Linked DNA regions of Mus musculus: regions 2, 3, 4, 5 and 6 are each linked to region 1. Evidence: chromatin loops called from intact Hi-C (ENCODE). Cell type or tissue: heart. All regions are shown on one strand.

The links. A loop is a pair of places that touch in the nucleus more often than their neighbours do. Peaks named below come from ENCODE experiments on the same cell type or tissue, not always from the same donor. Only the 100,000 strongest peaks of a DNase experiment are listed, where the experiment ranks them.
Region 2: a loop joins it to region 1, with 2.4 times the contacts of the local background. A loop is called at or near these places in 8 of 42 quality-filtered maps.
Region 3: it touches region 1 in a loop (2.0-fold over the local background); 8 of 42 quality-filtered maps call a loop at or near these places.
Region 4: a loop joins it to region 1, with 6 times the contacts of the local background. A loop is called at or near these places in 7 of 42 quality-filtered maps.
Region 5: it touches region 1 in a loop (2.7-fold over the local background); 11 of 42 quality-filtered maps call a loop at or near these places.
Region 6: it touches region 1 in a loop (5-fold over the local background); 40 of 42 quality-filtered maps call a loop at or near these places.

Annotation. Positions count from the first base shown.
Region 1 is chr19:40,720,332-40,724,331 of GRCm38, forward strand. Entpd1 (ectonucleoside triphosphate diphosphohydrolase 1) reads left to right here. Exons shown (of 10, transcript NM_009848.4): 3 at 126-243; 4 at 2,756-2,906. Among named protein-coding and RNA genes, the nearest start is that of Gm41846, 9.3 kb to the right of the region's middle. In heart, CTCF peaks have their summits at 2,287 (motif pointing left) and 2,490; no DNase peak of the experiment used is centred here; H3K27ac peaks cover 411 bases.
Region 2 is chr19:40,368,477-40,372,476 of GRCm38, forward strand. It overlaps Sorbs1 (sorbin and SH3 domain containing 1), which reads right to left. Exons shown (of 29, transcript NM_178362.1): 9 at 1,214-1,243. Among named protein-coding and RNA genes, the nearest start is that of A930028N01Rik, 74 kb to the left of the region's middle. In heart, a CTCF peak has its summit at 2,137; DNase peaks (open chromatin) are centred at 245, 1,555 and 2,145; H3K4me3 peaks cover 215 bases; H3K27ac peaks cover 3,622 bases.
Region 3 is chr19:40,658,141-40,662,140 of GRCm38, forward strand. Entpd1 (ectonucleoside triphosphate diphosphohydrolase 1) reads left to right here and starts at 1,630. Exons shown (of 10, transcript NM_009848.4): 1 at 1,630-1,760. The coding sequence starts at 1,745. In heart, no CTCF peak of the experiment used is centred here; DNase peaks (open chromatin) are centred at 1,591, 2,131, 2,681 and 3,191; H3K4me3 peaks cover 2,451 bases; H3K27ac peaks cover 1,741 bases.
Region 4 is chr19:40,587,137-40,591,136 of GRCm38, forward strand. Aldh18a1 (aldehyde dehydrogenase 18 family, member A1) reads right to left here and starts at 1,327. Exons shown (of 19, transcript NM_019698.2): 1 at 1,174-1,327. Gm27042 (a long non-coding RNA gene) reads left to right here and starts at 1,396. Exons shown (of 4, transcript XR_386705.4): 1 at 1,396-1,483; 2 at 2,719-2,771; 3 at 3,703-3,821. In heart, a CTCF peak has its summit at 2,321; DNase peaks (open chromatin) are centred at 1,385 and 2,305; H3K4me3 peaks cover 2,855 bases; H3K27ac peaks cover 2,394 bases.
Region 5 is chr19:40,340,802-40,344,801 of GRCm38, forward strand. Sorbs1 (sorbin and SH3 domain containing 1) reads right to left here. Exons shown (of 29, transcript NM_178362.1): 17 at 3,555-3,638. Among named protein-coding and RNA genes, the nearest start is that of A930028N01Rik, 46 kb to the left of the region's middle. In heart, a CTCF peak has its summit at 2,404 (motif pointing right); a DNase peak (open chromatin) is centred at 2,450.
Region 6 is chr19:40,610,448-40,614,447 of GRCm38, forward strand. It overlaps Tctn3 (tectonic family member 3), which reads right to left and starts at 1,784. Exons shown (of 14, transcript NM_026260.3): 1 at 1,478-1,784; 2 at 1,204-1,327; 3 at 847-965. The coding sequence starts at 1,697. It also overlaps a transcript of Entpd1 not described here. In heart, a CTCF peak has its summit at 1,970 (motif pointing right); a DNase peak (open chromatin) is centred at 1,884; H3K4me3 peaks cover 1,397 bases; H3K27ac peaks cover 1,030 bases.

The DNA.
Region 1 (4,000 bases):
GCTTAGAGAGAGAATTTTCTCTTTATGGTTTGAAAATTCCCACCTCTGTCTACTTCCTTTGCAAGCTAAATATGGAGAAGTGTGGTGTCGTGCTAATAAGTGTTTTACATTTGATTTGCCCTCAGTATGGGATTGTGTTGGATGCGGGGTCATCTCACACCAACCTGTACATCTACAAGTGGCCGGCCGAGAAGGAGAATGACACAGGGGTGGTGCAGCAGTTAGAGGAATGCCAAGTGAAAGGTAAGACGGGGGCGGGGCACGGAACGGGAAGAGCGGGCCACAGGAATGTGAGAGGCGTGAGGATCTGCCGTTGGTATTTTATTATCACTGTAAAATGACACTGAGCCAGGCCTAGTAGCACAGGCTGGAAAGCAGGTGGATCATCAATGTTCAGGCCAGCCTGGACCACCTAGTAAGACTCCGCTTTAAACAAGACACAGATGTAGCTCAGCGGTTGTAGCATATGCCTCACATGCATGAGGCCCTGTGGTCAGTCCTTATTACTACTGCCAGTAGTAACAATAATGTTGAGATCAATTCTTGAAAAATAGGCAAATTTAAAAATAGCTGAAGGTGTCACTCAATGGTATTGTACAGGCTTAATATTCATGATGTTCTAGGTTAGGTTCTCAGCAAAACACACACACACACACACACACACACACACACATGAACTGAGCAATAGTAGCCCTCGTCAATAGGGCATGTCTGTGTATACTTGTATCATGCTTACAGCAATGTATCATGAACTCAGCACACATTTTTCACTCTCATGATCTGGTAGGTGAGCAGCAGCAGCTCTGTCCTAAAAACAAGGGCTGCGAGATAAGACAGCTCATGCCACGTGTTTAAAGTTACTTAAGTTGGGGACTGATGGATCTGGCTGACATATCCACATCTCAGCCGTGGTTCTCAGACTTGAAATGGCCTAGCACTACCTGGGGTGGGGGTTGGTGGGAGCTCTTAGCACACAGACATAGGGCCGCCTACAGCCAGAGATCCCAAGTCAACAGGTCTGGGTGGGAGCCTGGGGCTTTACATTTCTACCAAGTTCCCTGGTGCTTCTGGTGGGATGCTCGACCTCTCTTCTTATTTTCTATTTTCGGCTCAGACTGCAACCTGGAGGAAAACCTCAAAAGCTTTTGTTCTCTTCAGAGGCAGAGAAGAGTAGATCACAGACTTTTAGGGTGGGGAGGGGGGCGGGGGGGGGGCGGGGGGGTGTCATTTAAATCTCATTTTCCAGGGAAGGAAGCTGAAGCCTGGAGGACCCTGTAAGTTTCGAGAGTCCAGATGGTGGTCCAGGCCCCTAGCCACACTACAGGCTCCCACAGAAGCACTGCTGATAATCTCCCCCATACCCCGTCCCAGCCAAAGTCACTTTTAACATCACACCTGGAGGATGGCTGATAGCTCAGCTACCCTGACTTGCTCTCCGCCACGCGCCCCTGTGAGCTTTGTCTCTGCTGGCCTTTTGAGCCAAGAACACACTGGCTTTTTTTTTCAAACAGGTCGTCTAGATCTCAGGAGAGACGTGACTTTTAATCTGATGGCGAATAGCTTCCACTGACCTTTGTAATTTGCCAAGGAACTGGGCAGGGTTAGAAAGAGAAAGCCACTCTCCCTGGACCCTGGTGTGCCAGTACTGAGGCCTTGCTACGACCGAGGCGGTGCTCATGAAGGTTCTTTCTTCTGAGGATCATCTCATGAATGCATGTGTTTGAACCCACACATACAGAGTTAGCAGAACGCTGAGGTCAGATTTCCTGAATCAGAAGCAAGCCACTAACAGAGCTTGGGGCTTCTCATTATGTTACACAAACAGGCGTTTAAAAAGCCCGTTTGAATAATCACCTTGAAAGCAAACTCTTGGTAGGAAGCAGTCGAATTCACCTCAGGGTAGGAGTCTTGGCTCCAGTCCTCTCCATAACAACCGTTAGTTTGCTCTAAAATTGAAATAACAGTCTTAGTAGGGAGGCAGGGGTACCAGAGCAGAAAAGACTCAGGGTCTGCAGACTCTGTTTCTGTTTATTCTAACAAAGGAAGAAACCCCATAAATGTTAGGGCATACTCTATGACATAACTAGTTAATGACACACTCTGTCTTTTCAGGAAAAGCCAGCGTGTTGGGTACTTTCCACTAAATGCCATCTTTACCTAGGCCCTCTAGGAACTAATGTTGTTAATTACAGCTCTGTGGAAAGGATCATTCAAAAGAGGCCAACAGAGAACCCACTGTAAGAGCTGCATTAGTGCCAGAGGATGTGAAATGGCACCACCTTGTGGCCAAATCAATGAACACCAGGTTTTACCAGCAAAATTTTAAAATTACAAGATTTAAAAAATACAATACTACATATACATGTGTTAGCTACTTTTTTTCCAAGACTTTAATGAAATACTTGAGAGAGAAACTTAAGGGAAATAGGGCTTATATTGGCCCTTGCTTCTAAGGGAGACATGTCCATCATGGTGGGGAAACCATGGCAACAGGAGCTTTGCAGTCCACATCCTAACTCCCCAGGTAAACCTCTCTGCAAACAGCCTCACAGACACACCCAAAAGGGTGCCACGCCCATCCACTAGGTGCTTCTGACTGCAGCCGCTCTCCCCGCTAAGAAATATAACCCAATGTACGCCATGCCAAGAAGCGTTTCCTCCCATTTTCCTAGCAAACACTTTTAAAAAATATGGTCAAGGTAGACGCTCCACACTTTTTCTTTTAAAGGTTTTCACCGACTGTATCTTCCCTCAGGTCCTGGAATCTCAAAATATGCTCAGAAAACAGATGAAATCGGTGCGTACCTGGCCGAATGCATGGAACTGTCCACCGAACTGATACCAACATCCAAGCATCACCAGACTCCTGTCTACCTGGGAGCCACAGCAGGCATGCGCTTGCTTAGGTAGAGTGATATGCTGGGACCAGCATGCTAGGAGCTGGAGGCGGTGCTGAGATGCCTGACATTATGGGACTTGTAGCTACCTCACACGCCAAGTCCTGTTCTGGGAAATAAGTTTTATTAAGTTTTTATAATGCAAGTTTCAAGTATCTAAAAGAGCCTGCCTGTCTCCCTTGGGGAAATCAAAGGGGGCAGAGTATTAGAGAGAAAGATTTTGGGAGTTCACACACTCCAAAATTTGGGGCTGAAGATAGAATCAACTAATATATGGGAAGAAGAAGGTGAAAGAAGACCCACCAATGTCCCAAGACAACCTCAGCTAACAAAGCTCGGCTGATCCCCCACCCCCATCCCCATTAATATCTGTGTGCATTGTGTACATTGGATCTAGGGTGATCTGTTGATTAGCAGAGGAGTGTGCACAGCTGCCGAGGGAGCGCGTGGGATTGCTCAGGATGGAAGGTGGGCGGGATGGCCTGCCACATCATGGCTGCATGAGCAGAGGAGGGGCGGGAGTCGGGGGAAGGGTGGCACTGGCAGAAGTACAGCGTCATTCAGTTAGACATCATTTAACACTGTTATGTGCCACGGATGGTCTTAGGTGCTGGGGCTAAAGTATCAAACAGAACAGAGCTCCCAGCATTGCGGAGTTTGTGTTCTAGTGGATGTGCAAAGGTGGGGAAATGAGAAGCCAGGGCAGAGTCAGGATTGTGAAATAGAAAGGAGATGGGGGTGCAGGGTGCGGCGGGGGGCGGGGGGAGTAAAATAATAGAAGCTCGTGTCTCAGCGAGGTGCTAACTACTTAAGAAACACACTGCTTAGTCATGAGGGTCACCATGAAGTGAAGATATAAATTAACCAGAGAGAGAAGCTGCAGTTTAGAAATGTTAAGAAGCCGCGAGGCTGGGAAGTGGCAGAGCTAGGGCCACAGATGGCAGGGTCTAGACCAGGAAATGCCTCGTGGATCCTGTCAGGAAGGTTGGAGAAATGAGAAGTCGTGTAAGGATGCAACGCGGTTATCGATTCTGGAGGGTGGACTGGAACAGGAAGGCTAGGGAACTGTTTGTATGAGAGACCCCAGCTGCCACTTCATTTCA
Region 2 (4,000 bases), 350 kb before region 1:
AAAAAACAAACTCTGGGGTTCCTAACATAAATGTCTCCTTTTCCTACCCCCACCAGTGTGTGTGTGTGTGTGTGTGTGTGAGACCACAGCCACCTGGGCTGGCCAGTGGAAAGTGGGCTGGAACCTAATGACTCAGAGAAGGGCTGTGAAGGGCACCTTGGGCTTAACCACAGCCTGTCCTGGTCCTCCAGCCAAGTCCTGATAAAGTTGAGAGGCTATGAGAACCCCATGTCCTCCCAACTCAGGCTCTGCCCAAATCACAAGAGCAGCGGTATGCTAAAGTCATGCAGAAGCCATGTAGCAGCTGCTCAGAGACTGGTGGCTTCTGTTACTCAGGGGATCAGGGGTTCTTAATGCCAGAGCTCATTGAGCCCTTGCTCCATGTGCCCTGCGTGCACACTGGCTTTGTCAGGAGAGTGAATCAACTGCCTTCATTAGATCCTCCCAAGGTGCCCACGACCAAAGAACAGCGGCAAGCCATCGTGCCACACCATTAGTTACTGACGGGCACCATGGCTCCCTTCTGCAGCCCCAGAGGCTGACTCTGCACTGGGCACAAGAGTAGAACTCAGTAATAGACCAGACTCAACGCAAGCACCTAGAGACAATGGTGCCTCACATCTACTACGCGCTTGGCACAGCACTCAGGGAACAGCCACTCATTCGCAGAATCTCCCATGAGCTACACAGACCATTGGGATCCAAAAATGTCATCCTTGTCCACCGAATCTGACCCTCTTGAGTCTCAACACGCTTTCCAGGAGGTACTGACGCCAGCTCAAGTTCAGCCGGCAGCTTCAAGCACTGTGTGGGTCTAGGGGCTCTCACTTAGACCTGCCACCCAGGGTCATCCATCTACTGGCAGTCACCCAAAAGGGAAGAACTTCCCACATCTCCCAACACCTGATTCATCTGAGACAGAGCAACCAGGTGCTCTTCAGAGGCCTTCCATAAGTCTGCCTCCACAAAGCCCCTCTGGTCAGTGCACAGATTGTCTGGCCTGACCATCTGGGTACAGGCCACAGTTCTTCAAGGCACATTTACTATTGTGGTTCATGGGTATATCTGCTCCAGGGTATAGAAACTATTCCTATTTCCATTACCCCTGTGGTCTGTCAATCAACACACAGGGAAATTCAGAAGACAGTGTTGACTGGACACGGCCGGAACAGGATCAGAAGTCAGCAGGTAAATAAATAGATTGCTCACCTACCTGAAAGACTACTGAGTCGCTTTTGCTGCTCTGTGATGAAAGAAAAGAACACAACGTAAGTAGTGTTTATACAGCACCTGGCGAGACAGAGAAGCCCCAGAATAATTAATCAGGACCGCATACTCTGGGCCCTGCTGTCTTCCGGGCTTAGATGTTAAAATGCACGCCCCAGCTGAGGCAGGAGTCATGATGTAGCTCTAATGATCCAGGCAAGAGGTCCCCCAGGTCCCCAAACTACAGATCCGCACCAGGACCTGGGCCTACCAAAGTGATCTAGGAGTTTCCATCTTGTCCCAAGGTGATCTCTTCCCTCATGACTCTTCCAACCTCACATGGTCCTCTTACCATGCCAGACTCGGTACCTTCTGGTAGAGCTATGAGAAGAATTGGGGACATGGCAACTGCCATCTCCAGAGCTTGCCAATGCCAGCCCTGTTGTAAGAGCCTTTTCATCTAGCACTTGAAATCTTAGCACCAGCCTCGGCTGTTAGGGACAGCTATTTTCCTCAGTGGAGATCCTCAGCACTGTAGCTTAGTCACCAAACATCTGCCTGTTCCAGGGTAATAGAGAAATTCTAAAAATAATCGGCATTAGCAAAGTGACCTCACTGGGATAAGGGGCTTAGATTACTCAAGATAACACTGAAAACCATCTGGTTCTAGAAGCAAAACCTCCAGCTCACAGTCTACAGTTCTTTCCAACCCTCGTGACCTAGTCGCTGCGATACTGAACGCAGCTGCTCACTCTCCTGGGCGATCATGTGGAGGGGAGGCCAAGGTCTTATTGACAGCATCCTGTGTGCCCTATGTGATAAGCAGAAAAGTAACCTTTACCTTCTACAGCTGCTAAACAGCAACCGACCAGAGAGATAAAAATAGATTGTGCCGGCCCATGCACACTGTCACTGTCCCCAGTGGCCACATTCCTATCCTGCTGCTAGAATCGGTATGCAGTAGAAGCAAACAGAGCAGCTTGGGACCTCAAGGCCAGTGGACACCGCAGCTGCCCTCCTCCGCTTCAGGCATGGGACTCACACTGGCTGAACGAGAGGCACCGTGAAGTTCAAGGCTCGACTCTGCTGGCAACTTGCCAGATGACAGGAACCAACAGAATAACCTCTTGGCCTCAGTTTCTTCATCTGTGGTATCAGAGTACCCTGGTATCTAAAGGATTTACGGGTGCCACACTCTATACTGCAAGGTGCCAGGCAGGGCCCTCCCTTGCCAGCAGAAACAAATGTAAGCAACAGAGAAACGTAAGATGTTTGCTTCTGCTTCCAAGGCAAAATGGCTGTTCTCGCAGAACGCCATACAGACGGCCGTAGCTATTTTTCAGTCACCAGCACTGGGATGACACTCCGACCGTTCCTGTCCACAGACGTTTGGGAACCATGGAGGTCTTGCTGTTCAAGGTGGTCCACAGCCAACCACAATGGCAAACCTCCGCTCTGGAACCTTGTCCTCCTACCCCATCTCCATAGCTTTGGAATCTGAACTGTAAGCTAACCAGACTCTCGAGATCTCAACACACAGTACAGGCTGAAGGGCCCCAGCAGGGGACCGTGTGTATCTTTCAGCCCTGAGGCTTTTCCTGAGTCGAACCTCTACTTCAATGAGGGTGAGCAATGCCTGGGACACACTGGCACGAGTGGAAAGGGGACAGTGCTGTTCACAATCACTCAGAGCCTGTTGTCCCCTAGTGTGAGGAGGTTGGCCAGGGGAGACATCTCTGCCAAACTAGGCCCTGTGACAGTCTAGACATAATAAAAAAAAATAAAAAAAAAAAAAAGAGGAAACTTTTATTTTTTTTAAGGATGATTAAACCAGATTTTCAGATATAGAGTAAAGTTCTCACCGCTTAGGAAACTTTGCCATAGTTAAGAAATTGTTCTTTTGTGAGAAGAAGCAGAGATGCCAGGCTGGGTACATTCCAAAGCAGGGCCAGGAAACACTTGACGCAAATCCCACTGATAGGCACACACTCTCACTCTTCCCTACCTATCGTGGCCTACCTGGGATGAACCCAGGGTTGTTCTCTTTACAGAAACCACTAGTTAATTAAAAAGCAAAACCCAGACAAGCCAAACCCCGCAGCATCACTGCACACATACTTTTCTGCAGGATGTGCTTCACTCTGGACCAATCCTAATTGTAAACCAAAGGCAGAACTTTTGGTCAAGAGAAAAACAGGAACCAAAAGTTCTCTTTGATGAATAAGAGAATTTCACTCATTCAAGGAAGAAACAAAGAGGGAACTCAGGCATTTTGGTGCCTGAAAACGTCCCTGTAGGTGTTGTCAGAGGGCCTTTGCAAAAGCAGCTGACATTACGCTTGGCATTTCCCAAAACCCAAGCTGCCTTGGGAATAAATCCCGTCTTTAAAGAAACTGCCTTTCTTTCTGGGAACTAACTTGCTTTTTAAATAATGAGTCATGAAGTTCACAGAGAAGCTATTGCTTTTTTTTTTCTGCATTTTTCTTTGTTCTGCATGACAGACACTGGCAAGGAGAGCCGCTGCCAGGGAGGGTGTCAGGGCAGAAGGAGAATGGGTGCTCAGATGGAGGGCCCTTCTATCCTGAGGAAGAACACCGGGGGCCACACAGTGCAAAAACAACAATGACGAAAACAGCCTGAAACCGCTGAAGCCACCGAGAAAGACTGAGTGAACGCATTTAAAGTGAGAGAAAATGTTTTAATGTATCTACTTTTCCAGTTAGAAGCAGAAAAGAGAAACCTCTCTTCGGTATGGAAATAAGATTGTAGCCCCATCTCCTCTAAGGGAAGGGTA
Region 3 (4,000 bases), 62 kb before region 1:
CACACATGCAGTCACAAAGCCACAAAGATTGCTGATATTTGCAAATATCTCATTATGTCACTTAAAACAATGTTATTATCATAGGACAATATCAAACCAATATTCATGATTAGAAATGCAGTTTAAACTGGTTCTAGAGAAGGCATTTATTAGAGTTTTCATTTAGTGTGATTAATTATTCTTCTAAATGCAAACTCCTATAGTTATGCACCATTAAGTAAGATACAGAAAGTCTTGCTATATAGTTCTGATTTATCAAAGTATCCAGAATTCACTGAGCACGTTCTGTGTGGCAGGCACTGCATTGTGCAAGGGAGCAGACATCTAAACTGAAAACTGAGCCCCGCCCCTTTACAAATACACGAAAGTGTAGCAGAGAACACATTTCCTTCAAAGCAACCTTAAGTGGTCACTAAATAAATGATTTGGGGAAGAACTATGTCTAACGGTAAAATTAGCTCCAGACACGAATTCTCTGCTATAAAGGAAATACAGAAAAACAAACAAACAAATAACGACAAAACCTCCATGAACTAGGAATCAGAAGGCTGGATCTATAGTCGGGCAATGTGGCTGGCTGTTCATTCATGAACTCACTTGGGGTTTACTGAGTACTGTGTGTGAGCACTGTGGAAGAATCTGTCGTTGGAAGTGAGGTGGTAAACAGGAGGGGTCGTCTCCATGCCTTGTAGCATGCAAATAGGGGCAGGTGGCTTCGTTTTTCTTGCTGTCATCTTGGGTTGATGGGACTCCGCAGGTCTCTTTCAAACCTCACAACTAAGATTACAAGCAGCTTTTTAAGGAGAAGCTGTCCAAGTGGCTTTGGGATCTGAGGACTTACACCGTCCTCCCTGAGGGCCAGCCCACACTTCAGACCTCTTCATTTCAAAACAAGTTCACACTTCACCTGCATTTGGGTCACCTTACGGAAGCCTGGGCGTGGCTACCCCTGTACCTAGGGCTTTGGAGGTAGGAAGTCAAAGCTGGAGAAAAGTGGATGACGTTTGTCATTTCACAGCTGGCAAGAGGTACCCAGTGAGCAATTTGCTCAGTGGTCCCATAAGGCTTTCCGGACAACTGTGTGGCTTTGCCTGCAGCTTCCCCCAGTGCCTGCATTCTTCTCCAATGAGACTGAGGAGTGATTGCTCATCAGGGACTGGGAAGGGGTCAGCTCTATGTGGTAGGAAGAGCAGCTCTTCCTCTCACAGGTGTTGAGTCTCAAGGCTACCAACATTATAGTTGCAAGGCTTGGAGCTTTTTCCTCTTTTTTCTTTCTCTTTTCTTTTCTTTTCTTCTTTTTTTTTTTTTTTTTTTTTTTTGGTAGTAGTAGAAATGTCTTTTTCAAGGGATAAAAGTAGATTTTCTGTAACAGAGGGGGTGAGAGATCTATAACGGAGGAAAAGAGGAAGGAAGGGGAAGGAGAGAGTGAGTTTTGAACACATACTACGTCAAGCCTAGAAAAAAGAAATTACAACCCGGTGAGCTTTCGAGTAACTAGGGGAAATGAGCTGGCCGGCTCCTCTCCCAATCTGTATTTCTAGTCAATGAAAAAGACATCGGGCTTGAGGTTCCTTCCGAAACCGGGCTGGCTAATTTAGCCCCTCCCACAAGCCCTAGGGTCTGTTATATCTCTGAACCGTGAGTACCTCTCTCGCAGAAAGCCACCACAGCAAGCAGAGACAGCAAAAACAAAAAACACCCAAGACAGACGAGGGAAGAGGAAGGAAACAAAAAGCTGCCCCTTATGGAAGATATAAAGGGTAAGACCAGAACTGATTTGATCCAAACCCTTCAGGGGGAAAAAAAAAGCCCAGACCCAAAGAGAGTACTTGAAAGAACCAAAGGCAAAGAGCCTGAATGAACTCTCCCTGTCTCCTGAGCGAGGCAGAAAAAGCTTTGGGAAACAGACAGAGCTCAGGGTTGTAGTGCCCTGGAGTAGGCTGAAGTCGATGAATATTCATAATTAATTGGTATGCAGATGTGGTTTTTTTAAGCGGCAAGTGACTGTTTTTCCAGTCCTCTGTACCTAAAGAGGCAGCTGCTTCATCTACGGTCTGGAGTCATCTAGTGTCGGTTTGGGTCCCTGGCTTGCAGATGTTGGGTTCTGCGTGTAGATTTGTTTTGTTCGAATTTCCTGCTGGGACATTAGCAAAGACTCTCGCTCCTTCTCTGCTGGGAGTTGGACAGGCAAGTTAATGTGGCAAGAGGCTGTCACAACAGGACCCCAGAGTGCGTGTTGTAAAAATGCTGTAAGCTGTGTGGGGGAGTGTGCTTGTCCCTGAGAGGGAGAAAGGGGTGGAGGGAAGAAAGGAAGAGTTCTCTTAAAAGAGCAGGTCAGATCGAACTGACCATGTTAGATTTTTGCCTACGAAACTGCAAGGGCAGACTGGTTTGCACAAATGGTGTGCAGTCTCTGCCTTTTACCTCTTTTGGGCATTTTCTGCCAGGACCGAGAGCTAGCTGCTTGCCAGTCCTTGGGAGCCAGGAACAAAGGGGGAATGTAGGGTCGCGAACCTACTTCATCGCACCGCCAGCTTCTCACAGGCTCACAGATTTCTATCACGTAGGATGCAGAGGGACTAGAGAACTAGCAAACAGATTTCTTCCCACGTAGAGCAGACCAAAGCTGTGTGGGCTTCCTAAGGTTTTATTTACTGTGTGCTGGGACCTGTGCTCCTTTCCCCATACGTGCCGCTCAGCTTCCCTCTCATCAGCCATATAAGGTAAGTGTTGTCCCTATCACCTCCACTTCCTGGAGGATTCAGTGCTGGAACTAAGAGCAGAACTCACCTTGGGATCCTGTAATTAGGAAGTGGCAACTGTAGACGCAGGCAAGGCTACTTAGGAAGACGGAAGCTTGGACCACTGGATGCTAGACTTGTGGGTCTCTGAAGCTCGTGGGGAGGAGATGAAATCTAGTCTATGCAGGAACTTGTATTTTTTCGTGAAGTCTACACCACCAATCTCAGTTGGTGTTAATGGTCATTCCTTCTGGGAGAGAGGCAGACATTGTTATTCTGTATGGTCTTTTACGAAAGAGAGGGTCTGAGGCTTGGAGGGGTTAGAGCCTATGAATCAAACGTCTGTCTAGGTGTCAAAAAGTCTTACATCTAACTAGAGTTCTTCTACTTCTGGTTTCTCTTCTGAACATGTGTCCCCACCCCCCAGCTAGTACTCACCAAGCTACTTTCAGTTCCCCAGGGACCTGGTCTTTCCTCCTGCTCAGTCAGCAGCAAGGCACTTTCCTCCATCTTGGAGGCCTAGCTCACCTTTTTTTCTTCTTTATCCTGGAGTCAGCCCACCTCTGTTTGAGTTCAGCTCCATCTCTCTCTCTCTCTCTCTCTCTCTTTCTTTCTTTCTGTTTTTTTTTTCTGTGAGCCTCAGCTTTCTCACCTGTGAAATGGAGAGAATAATACCTGTAACTAATGTAGACTGTGTGCTCAATAAATACAGACTACTGCTCTTACTCCTAGATTTTTCTTGAATATTGCTCTCCCTGTTAAGCCTTCTCCCATCCTTTGGCCTAGCTCAGGACCTGCCTTGGCCACCTCAACCAGTTTTAAAGTGGTGTTCATCACGCTCATTTTCCTTCACTCTATGACACTTTTTAGCCCACAATGCTAATTTTTGGATTCAACTTTGGATGTATGATATCAAGTGCTCAAGTGCACCTTTTTTTTTTTTTTTTTAAGTCTTAAAAAGAATAGCCACTTTGTCCAGGCAGGCAGAGTGGTGGGAAAGAGGCCTCTGTCATGACAGAGGGCAGAAGGTGGCTGGGTACTCACGAACCAGCTTCGGAAGTCACTGGGGAAGAATACTGAGCTAGGTTATTGATTCAGTAAAAGCCACAAGACAAGTCCGTGGCCCCGAGTTGGACTAGCAGTTTTCACCACATAAGGTCTGTAATGTTCTCTGATGTCCTTATGATGAATCAGCTCCTAAGCCACAAGGATAAGTCCTTGAGGTTGACACTATCTCAGAGGCGATGCTGTGCTCTGTC
Region 4 (4,000 bases), 130 kb before region 1:
TTGTCCACCCCCCTCTTCTGTCTTTTATAAGGCACTGACATTTCTTAACCTTTCCACTTACTTCCTTCACTGACACCAAAAGGTCAAAAGAGCCACTGATGGACAGCCGTGCTTAGTGGCAAACGCCTGTAATCCCAGCATTCGGGGGAAGTAGAGGCAAAAAGGATCAGAAGCCCGAGGTCGTTCTCAGCACACAGCCAGTTCTAGGCCAGCCTGGGCTACATAAGACCCTGTCTCAGAAAAGATTCTGATCGGGTCACATGCATAGTTCTAGACTGTTTACCCCTCTCTTGTCTAAGCACAGAAAGCTCTGAACGTCTGAGATCCTTGGAGGTATGAGGTCTACCATTTGTCTCTGGCCCAGGGAGGCAAGATCTTATATTGCAAACGACTGTTCAACCAGTCAGTTTGTTGTGACAGCAAAAACCAGACAGGTGATGCAAAAGCCCAAAGGGTATATACGTGGAGACTCTGTGATCGAGAGAGAAGTTCTTATATTTTAACTCAGAACAGCTTTCAAGTGACTAGACACAAACACACGGAGAGCTCTTATCTCACTTAGAGAAGTGAACTTCAGTCTCAACAAACTACCCAGAAAAACACATGCTGAGTTCATGGTTCACTACTTAATAGAAAGACAGAAACTCAAAGATAAATGTTGTTGCTTCGGAGGGTGGGGGAATAAGGCTGGGGTATGGCGTGCGGGGTGAAGAATCTGAGCGCACCCTTTCTGTGCCAGGAGATAATTATCACACACGGGGTCTCCGGGAATAACCCTGGCTGCAGGGAGAATCTCCTATGTACAGGTTCCATATGTCAGGTCGCGAGCCACAGAGAATTGCAGACTCAGGCCCTGGGAGTGCGTCCGTGGATGGTTTCACACCAGGTGTATGACTACTCGCAGCACAGGAGCCCTGGAAGCCGGTTGTGGACTTGGTAGGAAGAGGCTGCAGGGTCCTCCAGCCTCCGCTGGTAGCATACCCAAAAGATGGCCAGAGATCCCTGGGCCTCCTAAACCCTGCACCGGGAGCTGTGCATGAGCATCTCAGAGCACCTGGCTGCCCCGCGCCGCCGCCGGCTCCCGTGTCCACGCCCCTCCGGACCCGCGGCTGCACCCCGCATCTCCCCCTTTCAGTGAGTGTACCCCTTGCCCGGTGCTGCCCAGCCACCTACCTGCTGGCCGCCGACCCCAGCCCTGGACCACTCTTCGCGGCGACCGCCCTCTCCTCCGCCTTTTCTTCCGTCTACGTCCAGCTCTCCGGAGTTGCGTCAGCCGCGTTAGACTGAAGCCCCGTAGCGCCGCTGACGTTGGGAGACGGGTCTGACCCACGCTACGCCACGGCAACGGCGCAGGCGCTTCTGAGAATCGCGCCCACGCTCCACGTGGCGGCCCCCTCCCATCCCCAGGCTCCGCGCCCGCAGAGTATAGGGGCGGGGCTTCGAGCACCCAGAAAGGAACCTCCCCAGACAGCTTCCCAGAAAGGTAAGGAAGACTGGCTTCTAGTTGCTGATGGATTTCATAAAGCGTGTTTGACAGTTGATCGTCTATATGTCAGACTCACATTAGAAATAGATTGAATCAACAAAGACCGTCTCCCTCAAAACAAAAACAAAAACAAAGACTGGCTATTGAAAAAAATTGGCACCATGGTAAAACAAGTTGGCACCTAGTTACCCGAAAATAACAGCCCAAGTGTTTTCAGCAAAGGTGGTGGTAAGAATACTGCATTTTAAGACGGTGTGTTTAATCTCTGATTATTAATAACCACTGATTATCCCAAAGTTGAATGCATAACGGACACAGATCATCTCCTTCCGGGCTGGCAACGTTCTCGTCCCATAGCACCGTTCGTTGCAGGGAGGCCATTGTCTAGAGAAGGTCAACTGTGGCTGAAAATTGGTTCTTTATGCTTTTGTAGTCCTGACAATGCTACTGAGCCTATTCATTCATTTTCTAATTCACTAAAGGGAACTTACCACTACTTCTCAGTCCATGATGCAGGAGTATGGGGGGAAGGGCAGGGGGCGGGGAGCGGGGGGGAGTGGGGGGAAGGGCTAAAAGGAGGTTTCAGCTTAGGAGAGATCCACGCTCATGGATGATAGGTTTGCAGAAGAGAACATCTGGCTGGGAGCTCACCATACAAAGATTTTGAATCTTATGGGTCACCAAGTCAGTGAATCCAAACTTCTAAAGCCCTGGAATGATATGATCAGGTTTTTGTGTCGGAAATCAGCACAGAGGTGTAGAAACTGGGAAGTGGGTTAGCCTATTGCAAAGCGCCCTGTAAGAAATAAAGCAGACGAAAGGCGCCGACAGGGGGCGTGGGAGCAAAAAGGAAGGCGCGCTCACAGCACTTTTTGCTAAGGGTTGAGTACCAGGAAGAGGAGTTCTTTGAAATGAAATGTGCGTCGGCATATGAGATCTAGGAAGAAGCTGAGAAAATCTGTGCTTTGGGAAGGGTGTTGGCGCCAGGACGCGTTAAATTTTGAGCACGTTGAGGGTGGGGAGGTGGGGCATTAAAGAGAAACAAAACAGCAGGCGCTGATTAGATCTGGTACCCGGGCTTCTAAAAAAAGTGGGGGGGGGGGGGTGCGTGTGGGTGTGTGTCAGGGGTGTAACTAGACTAAGGGACTGGAGCTAAGTTAGAAGGCGATTCTGATTCTTCAGTTCACCCACAGATCACCTTATTGTAATTGCTTGTCTGTCTTCCCTCCTAGGGAGCAAACCTCTGGACAGCAAGAAAGCATATTCCTAGAATATGAGATACTTTGTAAGTATTTGAGGAGTGAATAATTATTATGTCTTTAGTTAAAAAAAACCAGATTTCTCAAAAAGTGAATTGGAATTGATCATCGGTGCTGAAAAAATAAATAAATAAAAGAAAATGAGTTGTTAACATTCGTGTTAAACTGGTGTTCCTTGAAGGTCATTCCTTCAACTCCAGCATTTCATAGGCAGAGGTCAGGGGATTAGACCCTAGCCAGCCTGGGCTTCATACATAGTGAGTTCCAGGTCAGCCTGGGCTCTGCAACGACACACTATCTAACAGTGTCTCAAAGAATCGAGCACGAAACTCCTTAACTTTCTACTGTTTTTTTATTCTTTCAGTGATAGTTTACTTATTTGCTCTGCCACTAATATTCTACTTTGCCAGTGGAGAGAAAGGAGTGCGTTAGATGAGTGAGGAGAAGGGAAAATCTGATTCTAGGCACATAACCTGCTTGTCTTTCTATGAAAAGCAAGAATTTAGCTAGAGTGTCTTTCTCACATACTCAACAAATGTTCTTTTTGTTGACTGGGGGTGGGGGGTGGATTTTAACTTCTTCTAGAAAATGGGAATAAGGTTCAACACCACCAGGAAGTCATGCAGGAAGTAGGACATTTAGAATATGGTCTTTCACTCTGTAGCCCTAGCTTCCTTGGAACCTGCTGTTCTTGACTGATTGGCTGAGTGACTGGGGAGGAGTGGGGCGTGCCATAGCACTCGTGTAAGCCCGAATTTATGAAAGCTGATTCTTTGCCTGTACCATGTGGATTCTTGGAATTGAACTAGGGTCATCAGACTTGGCTGGCCCTGGAACTTGTGTGCAGACCAAGTTGACGATGCTTCCAAAATGCTTCGATTCAGATATATGCTGCCGCCACTGCCACACAGAAATGTATCTTCAGGTGCCAGGCTTAATGTCTTTCTTTTCTTTCAGGAGGTGAGAGGTGAGAAAAGGTCTGATTGATTCTGAAGCTCATGCTGGTCTTGAACTCAGGCTGGGATTAGGAGCATCGGCCACCACACCGACTTTAAAATAGCTTCAAGTTGTAAAATGTAAAGAGCAGATATGCAACCCAACAAAGCGATTTACTGGGGTGGGGTGGGGCTGGCATGTGTGTGTGTGGTGTGGTGTGTGTGTATGGTGTGTGTGTGTGATTGAGTCTTCAAGGGCAATAGGGAAATTCGGTTCTCCCAAGAGACAAGAACAAGAACCTGGAACATTAGGAACCAAT
Region 5 (4,000 bases), 380 kb before region 1:
CAAACATGGGGGGCTCAAACAAAGAGGGGCACGCTAGGAACCGGACCAACACAGAGAGGTGAACTCAAAGCAAAGGATCCTGGCTGAGGACACAAAGCTGTCTGCCCCAGGGGGACCTGAAATCCCTGACTAGGAAGTATAAGTTTCAAGAGCAAATCAACCCTTGAGTCTCAATACTAAAAATTTTAAACTAAAAGGGGGGGGGGGGAGGGGAGGGAAGCATCAATAACGAATTTAAACAAATTAAAAACTCTAATTCTTTCTTGTTCTCTTCAAACAAAGACTGACCCTGGAGATTTTCACATTTTTTAAATAGTCTTTCCTACTATAGAAAAAAATCATTGCATGTTAATAAATGTGTAAATCTGTAAGTCTGTCCAGTAGAGGCTGACCTAAAAGGGTGACCCTCTGGTGTGTGGCAGCGGCATCCACAGTAGGATTCATTGGCATCTAGAGTAGGAATTCAGACAGTGCTGTGACCATTTCATGCTTGCAGCTCAACTGGCCTTTCATAATGTAAGTAGAGTTAGGCGGCAGAAGTAACGCTAGAGGCAGGCTCCGCCCCCTCCCCCTGGCAGGTCAGAGGTCACGATGTTTGTTCTTTAACCCCTTCATGGACAATCAGAGCGCTGAAAATCTGCCAGGAGAATGCTGTAGGCTTCCCAAGGGTTTGTGTGCAGTGAGAGCTAAGCAAACTTCCAGAAACTTCTAACTCTGAACTTCTCTCACACAGAGTGGATTCTCTGACTCTGCCTGTGTACACTTGAGATCTACCATGCTATGACCTCCGGGGAGATCAGACACAGGAGATCATTAAAAGCCCCACAGATTGCATGCAAGTTTCATGTCCGTTAATTCTACAGACACATTCGAGGGATTACTATTGAGAAACATTGCCTTGAGTTTGTGGCTAGACATCAAATCAATTTCTGTAGAAACTGAAGGGAAGGGGAGAGTAAAAGGTGGGTCCTCTTGGTCTCTGTACTACCTCTCCAAAAGAAAAGAACTGGCTCTGACTGTGTTTCCCCTGTCAACAGCAGGTCTTCCACATATGTGAGGTATGTGCTCTGCAAAGTCAATGACAGAGCAGCGACCGTTCATTTTTACCTCTTAATACACTCAGTGGCTGTCAGGGAAGTAGACTTTTTAACACGTGTTACCCCCACACCTTTCTTACTTTGTCACAGAATTCCATAAGCAAGTGTCTACAAATTAAATTTGCTTCGAATAATCACCCTACTCCCACCCCACCCCCAAATGGTCCCTGAAGTCTTAAATCATTTGTTATTTCATGGGACATACCGAGGTCACCAATCAGGATCTTGTTGCAATTTTCTGTTCTTTTTGAATGGCTTTGTAAAAGGAGGTTCAGGGAGAAAAGGAAACTCGGCAACTTTTAGTATCAAAGTTCTAGTGGTTCTAGGAGTAAGAGCCCTAAGTTAGTGTGAGAACAACAGAAACAAAGTATCGATGACAACCTGGGTCATGTGTGACTGGTAGACTCTGGAATGGCTAACACAGCTTCCAAACCAACTGCCACAGCTCATGGCTTTACCACAGCCGTGTACTCTTTGGTCCACTGTAATCAGAATAGGAGAGAAGAAAGGGAAAAAAAAAAAAACAAAAAAACAAAACCCTCACTCTCCTTCCTGAATTCTGTTGGTTCAACTAGATAAGAAACCCTGGGGATGTCTCAGACCATATATAAATGTTCTTTTACTGAGATTCCTGGAGATGTGGTCCATGTTCTTTTGACAAATCTTCAAAAGTTAAGGCTACACAAAAAGGAATTCCCCAAGAGAAAGAATTATTAGACAAATGGTCTGTGCCCTCCGTGTTTACATAGGTAAGTTACAGCTTTTGGCAAAACTCTTAATTAACCAAGTTATTCTCAGGACCTGTTTACTAAAGGCTGGGACTCTGAAGTATTGTCTAATATCAATGAGACGTGTTTGCAGTGATAGATTTATAAAAATGCATCACTGGTAATAAATTAGTAAAAAAGGTTCCCTAACTTTTACAAAAAACTTTCAGATTAAACTGGCTTAGTTACTTGATAGATGAGGGCATGGTTAGCAGTCTGAAAATCCTGGAAGGGATTTCAAAAATCACTGGCATGGAACTGACAGTGAGTATCTCCCGTTTTCCATGAGGTCAGTACAACATCACTGTCGCAGACATCAATTAGTGCTTCGGAGGGGAGCGCACATATCAATACCTGTTCAATAATTGATCAGTTCGTAAGAAAAAGGATTACTGTCCAGTTTACTGCATGTGGAAAGACTGTGTATTAAATTTGGTATCTAAAAACAGGGGGAGAGAGAAAGGAGAAGAAATGAGCTGTGCACTGTGCTCTGGGGAGGGGAGAGAAGAGTAGTTGCACTAGACACTTTCCTCCACTGCCCCTAGGTGGCGCTCACCAACAACAGATTGAGGAGAAGAGGAGCCGTGACTGCCAGAAGTGCCCAGAAAGGAGGGATACCCATTCCTCCAGTCAGAACGTTGGCAGCTGGGCACTCCTAACTTTCAAGCTCAGTACCTTTACGCCAAATCAGCAATTCCCCAGTGCCAGCCTGAATTGCCTGTCTTCATCTTAATGAAAAAAATACACAGCATGGGATTTAACATTTATTGAACTGTAAAAATCACTTCCTATCGGCAGATAAAACCACCATCCGAGACCCAAACCAATGGTCAGAGTCTCATACTCACGTCCAGTGTTTATTTTTCTAGGTATGACTCTTCCACCTATAAATTCCTTTTTGCAGCTATAATTGGGGATTCAAGGTAACTACAGTTTTCAAGTCTATCACTATGAGAATTTAAAGTAACTACAGGTTTCAAGTGCATCACCTCCGACAGACTGTCCTGTTTGAAACTTGTCTGGGCATAGGACTAAAGAACCACCCCCCTCCAAAAATAAAAAAAAAATTAAAAAATAAATCAGAAATACCTCAGGGAAGCTGCCGAACACTAAAGTTTCTAGAGTTCTGCCCTCCCTTCCAAATGATACTGGCCCAACTCAGAAAAATCATTCCCTGAAAGCTGCCTTTAGCTGGGCTAAACAGGAGTTATATCTGCACAGGGAAGCAGCTGGTTTTTTGTCTTGTCTCATTTTGTTTTTTGCATGCCCTTGCCTTGCATGCATGCTTTATAAAACGTGATATGAGGCACCATAATCCTGCCCTTCCCAGTGACACATTTCCCTGCCTGTCTTCATAAACCTTAATGGACTGGTTGTCACCGCTTGGCAGGAAAAAAAAAGCCACCCACCAGGGTATGTGATACTTGTTGGAGGTGGCAGAGAGAGGTCCTAGGACAAATGCTGCCCTGGTCACTCTCTGGATGTTCTAGGAAGGTGTACCTCAGAGCTCACTGTCCCCTCTTGGTGCATTGAGGAAAACCTTCGCGTTGTAGTGAGGTAATACAGTCTGACCGTTATCACAGCTGCTCCCACTGCAGAATCCCTCACACAGAACTGATTCTGTAGCAGCAGCAAGGCACCCACAGCATCATTTCACAAGGTGGATAACCACCGAGGCTATTGCACTTACCGGTCTCCCAAACTCCAATTCCGAAAAGAATTTATACCAAGGTTCATTCTTTAAATCTATCTCTTCTGGGCTTATATCCCGACTCTATAAGGGTTGGTGACAGGGAAATGGAAGAAAGAGAAGGATAACATTATGTAAAAGATTACATAGGAACAGGCCAGTAGAGATGCAGCGGCTCTGGGTTACACAGCGCCTGCTTCGACAGCAGGGACTGTCCAGTTTTACTGACACCAGAAAAAACAGGGAAACTGAGGCAGGCAGCAGTGAGGTATCTGATTTCGGTCCAACAGCAGAGGCAGATGGACTGGATATAGAGGACCCGGCACCACACTGCGACCCGGCACCACAAAGCTAAATACGGGCAGAGCGGTATTCTTAATCATTTCAGCATTAGAGAAAACAAAGTCCTTATTTCCTCTTGCGGGGGGGAAATAAACATTAACTGT
Region 6 (4,000 bases), 110 kb before region 1:
AGTGATTATTATCAAGACATTTTATCCACTGTGAATAAATATACAGTTTGCTCTTTTCTAAAAAATGATATATTTATTTTTATTTTATGTGTATTGGTGTTTTGCTTAAATATGTCTGTGTGAGCATGACAGATCCCCTGGAGCTGGAGTTACAGCCAGTTGTGAGCTGCCATGTGGGTGCTGGGAATTGAACCTGGGTCCTCTGGAAGAACAGAGAGTGCTCTTAAGTGCTGAGCCATCTCTCTAGCCCCACAGTTTGTCCTTTTAAGGCACTGACAGCTTATCTGGAGGAAATCATAATATTCACATAAACTGACAATCATACAAGGAACTCTACAAATTCTTAAGGAATGACTTAGGACAACGAGTGTCTTAGAACTAACTTCTGAGGATGGGCTCACTTGGGCAGATGACAGAAGATTCTTAGAAGAGCTAAGATGTTCGCAATGAATGGAGAAAAGAGGGCCACTTGAGTCAAGGGGGAAAGCAGATAAAAGTTAGGAAAAATTTAAGGCACAGCTTGAGGACAAAGGACATGAATTCGTCCAAAACAAAAGGGCAGAATAAAATCATGAGAGAAAAGTTTTCGGACAAAGAAAGAGAAAGAAGGACACAAAGAAAGAAATCAATGCAGATTGCCAGGCTAAAGGTGCTGAGCAGTAGTTTAAAGGTGGTAGAGTCTCATGAAATTACTAATGTTCTTATTAACTAAAAGTAAGAGGGTAGTGGTAAGAGGGGTGAGCGACAGGGAATCTAAAAGAAATAAGAGAGCTGGGAATCCCAAAGACAAAGTCACATCTCAATAAACATTCAATGATAAGAGCTGTCAAACTCGTTTCTACTCACAGTTGTTCACACGGACACAAAACTGTGTCGTTCCACTGGAGTCCGTGAAAACTCTGGAAGGGAACGGGGAGTTGCTCCTGAACATAAGAGAGTTGTCCACACATACCCAACTTGAAGATCTGTGAGGAAAGGTGAAGATACTTAAGAGAGAGACATGGAGTACATCTAGGGAAGGGGGCCTTACCCCACCAATGTCTGATGCCAATAAGAGGGGTCTCTGGGCAGAGGTGCAACACTCAGGTTTTGTTTTACTGGATGGCTCAGCATTCCCAGGAAAGCCCAAGGGGACATCCGACCGGGAGACAGCGGGTAGGAAACTCACTCTTACTCCTCCACCGGAGGAGCACCGCAGCTCACCTTACACTACCAGGAAGACAGAAGGAAAAGACTGTTCTGGGATGGAGAAGATCGCAGTCCTTGTCACAGCAGCAGTTTAAATCGCAGGTACCCGGAGTCAAGTCACAGACACAGATCGGTAAAGCTGTAAGTACAAGAAGAAAAGCGAGATGAAGCTCCCCCAAAGTTTTCCCGCGCGGACAGCCCCAGTGCCAGCTACGTGGCAGGGCAATTTTGTCTACACAATTTTAGATCTGAGAAGTCAGTATTTCCATCCCGTATCCCGCCGCATCACCTGGAAAGGGGTCGGTGGTCGCGTTCACGGGCATCGATAGAGTCCAGGGAGTCGGACTCTCAGACGAATCCGGAGGAGCTGAGGTTGGCACTTCGGGCGTCACTGGCTCCAGGCCCCAGGAGGTGGGGAAAGCCCGGGCTGTGGAGGAGGGCTGCGGTCGGGCGGTCTCAGAAAGCATCAGGACCACCAGCAGCAGCAGGTGCAGCTGCAGGGTGCACATAAGGCAGCCTGGCCGCAGAGCGGTGCGACAGGAGCCTGGGTCTCCAGATACGTCCCAGGAGCCCTGGGAAGAAGAGTCGCGTACTTCGTCATCAGCTTCCGTCTGCGCATTGGCTCAGGCGGGAGCCGGGTGCTCTTCAGCCAATGGAAGGCCGTGTTGTTACGACCCTGAGCGTCCTTCATGCTGCTCTCCTCCTTAGCGGCGCGTGGTTCCCGTTACCTGGCAACCGCTGGGAGCCTCGGGGGCGAAGGCGTCTTTGCCTGATCCCGCCGCTAGATGGCAGCTGGCAGAGGGTTGGCGCGCTTTACGGACCTGGAAGAATTGGATGAAGTCATCACTGAGAGGAAGACCAAGAGGCACAAACTGAGATCTTACCAAGGTAAGAGGCCCTTTCTCTGGAAACACCATGAACTCAAGGAGAAAAACATAGAAAGTCACATCCCTTACGTGTGCCGGGAAACTGAGTACCTGATCACAAAGTTTAGGCCAAACTGGCTACTGAGTGAGACTCTGATCCCTAAAACAAAGACAAATGAACAAAGTCCCAATGATGGCATGAGAGATGGCTCAGCTTCTAAGAATATTTGTTTTTGTTTTTGTTTTTTTCAAAGAACTGGGGTTCGCTTCCCAGAACCCACAAGGTGTCTCACAACCATCCGCTGCTCCAGTTCCAGGAGATCCATTGCCTGTGCCATCTTCTGGCCTCAGTGGGCGCCATCTGACACCCGCAGGTGCAAAGACTCAAGCAGGCAAAACACTCCTCTGCATAAAATCTAAAATAAAATTTAAAAATGTCTCCACTTTAATTACTATGGTATTTTTTAAAAAGCATAATAAAACAATGCTTATTTCAACTCCACGAGTTTCTTTATTCCCCGCTCCCTGTCGCCTAGTCACAGTTTCATGTAGCCCAGGCTGACCCTCAAACTCAAGATGTGGTCAAAGATGGCTGAATTTCTGAACCTCCTGGGTCTGGAATTTTAGTCATATAGGCCACCTTCATGCACTCCTGCCAAACACTCTATCAAGTTAAATTTTATTTTATTTTTTAAAAAGTGTTAGTTAGTGCATTATATCAATAAATGTGATCTGTATATTTGTTGCTGGAAAGGGTAGTAAGGGAAGAGGTTCAGGACAAGAAAACAGGATGGAGAAGAGTATGAGGACTTAGAGAAAGTTACAATTTAGAAACATTTTCTGAGGAGAAAGTAAAGATACAGAGATGGAAATAGCCAAGGAACCAAGAAGCAAGCTAGCTGATTGCTCTTTTACGGTTTTATCATTAAGTTCTGAAACACTCTCTAGTATGTGCTTGCTCTTCTCAGGAGTGGCGTGGCCCTTCTGCATGCCTAATAGCACAAACATTCTGTATTTGCACTAATCTGAGACACAGGCAGGCATGGCTATGGCACACATGATAGGCATGCAATGCCTGAGCTGTTAAATATTTAATTTTAAAATTGTGACTCAAGGTTAAATAACCTCAGGTAACTAATAGCCATTGCAATGTGCAGTTGGATTGTGTATGATCAAAATCCAGCCAGCTATCTCCCTGTGCTCACAATTCCAACATTTGGGTTATTTTAATTATTTGGGGGAATAAAATAACATCTACCAGGAGTTACCTAATCCACTCCAGTCCACTCCTTAAAACTGATTTTGGATGTCTCTCTTTCCAATGAATCTCCTGGGCTGATGGCTCTCTTTTCCAATGAATTTTTTGGGCAGATAAGATTTGGGGCACTTGAAATTGCCCGTATTTTCCAAGAGGATCTTAATTTTTTTTTTTTTAAGATTCGTTTATTTTATATATGTGAGTACACTGTCTCTCTCTCCTCAGACACACCAGAAGAGGGCATCAGATCCCATTACAGATCTGGAAATTGAACTCAGGACCCCTGGAAGAACAGTCAGTGCTCTTAACCGCTGAGCCATCTCTCCAGCCCACGATCTTAATTTTTATAATGCCTTTTAATTTTTAGCTTAAATATATCTCTATGCTCTAAATACTCTCAAACATTTGTATGTGATTGGGTGGTTAATTATGTGTGTCTCATGTGTGGGGGTGCCTGTGAGGGACAGAAGAGGGGGTGAGATTGCCCTAGAGCAAATTATATTACTCAAATTATATGTATTTACTAGAATATAGTTTGTGTAAGGTAAGCAGTTTTCTTTCTTTCTTTTTTATTAGATATTTTCTTTATTTACATTTCAAATGTTTTCCCCTTTCCTAGTTTCCCCTACCCCCTCCTGGTAAGCAGTTTTATCTGTCTTTATTTGATATATACCCTTGTTTAAGTCAT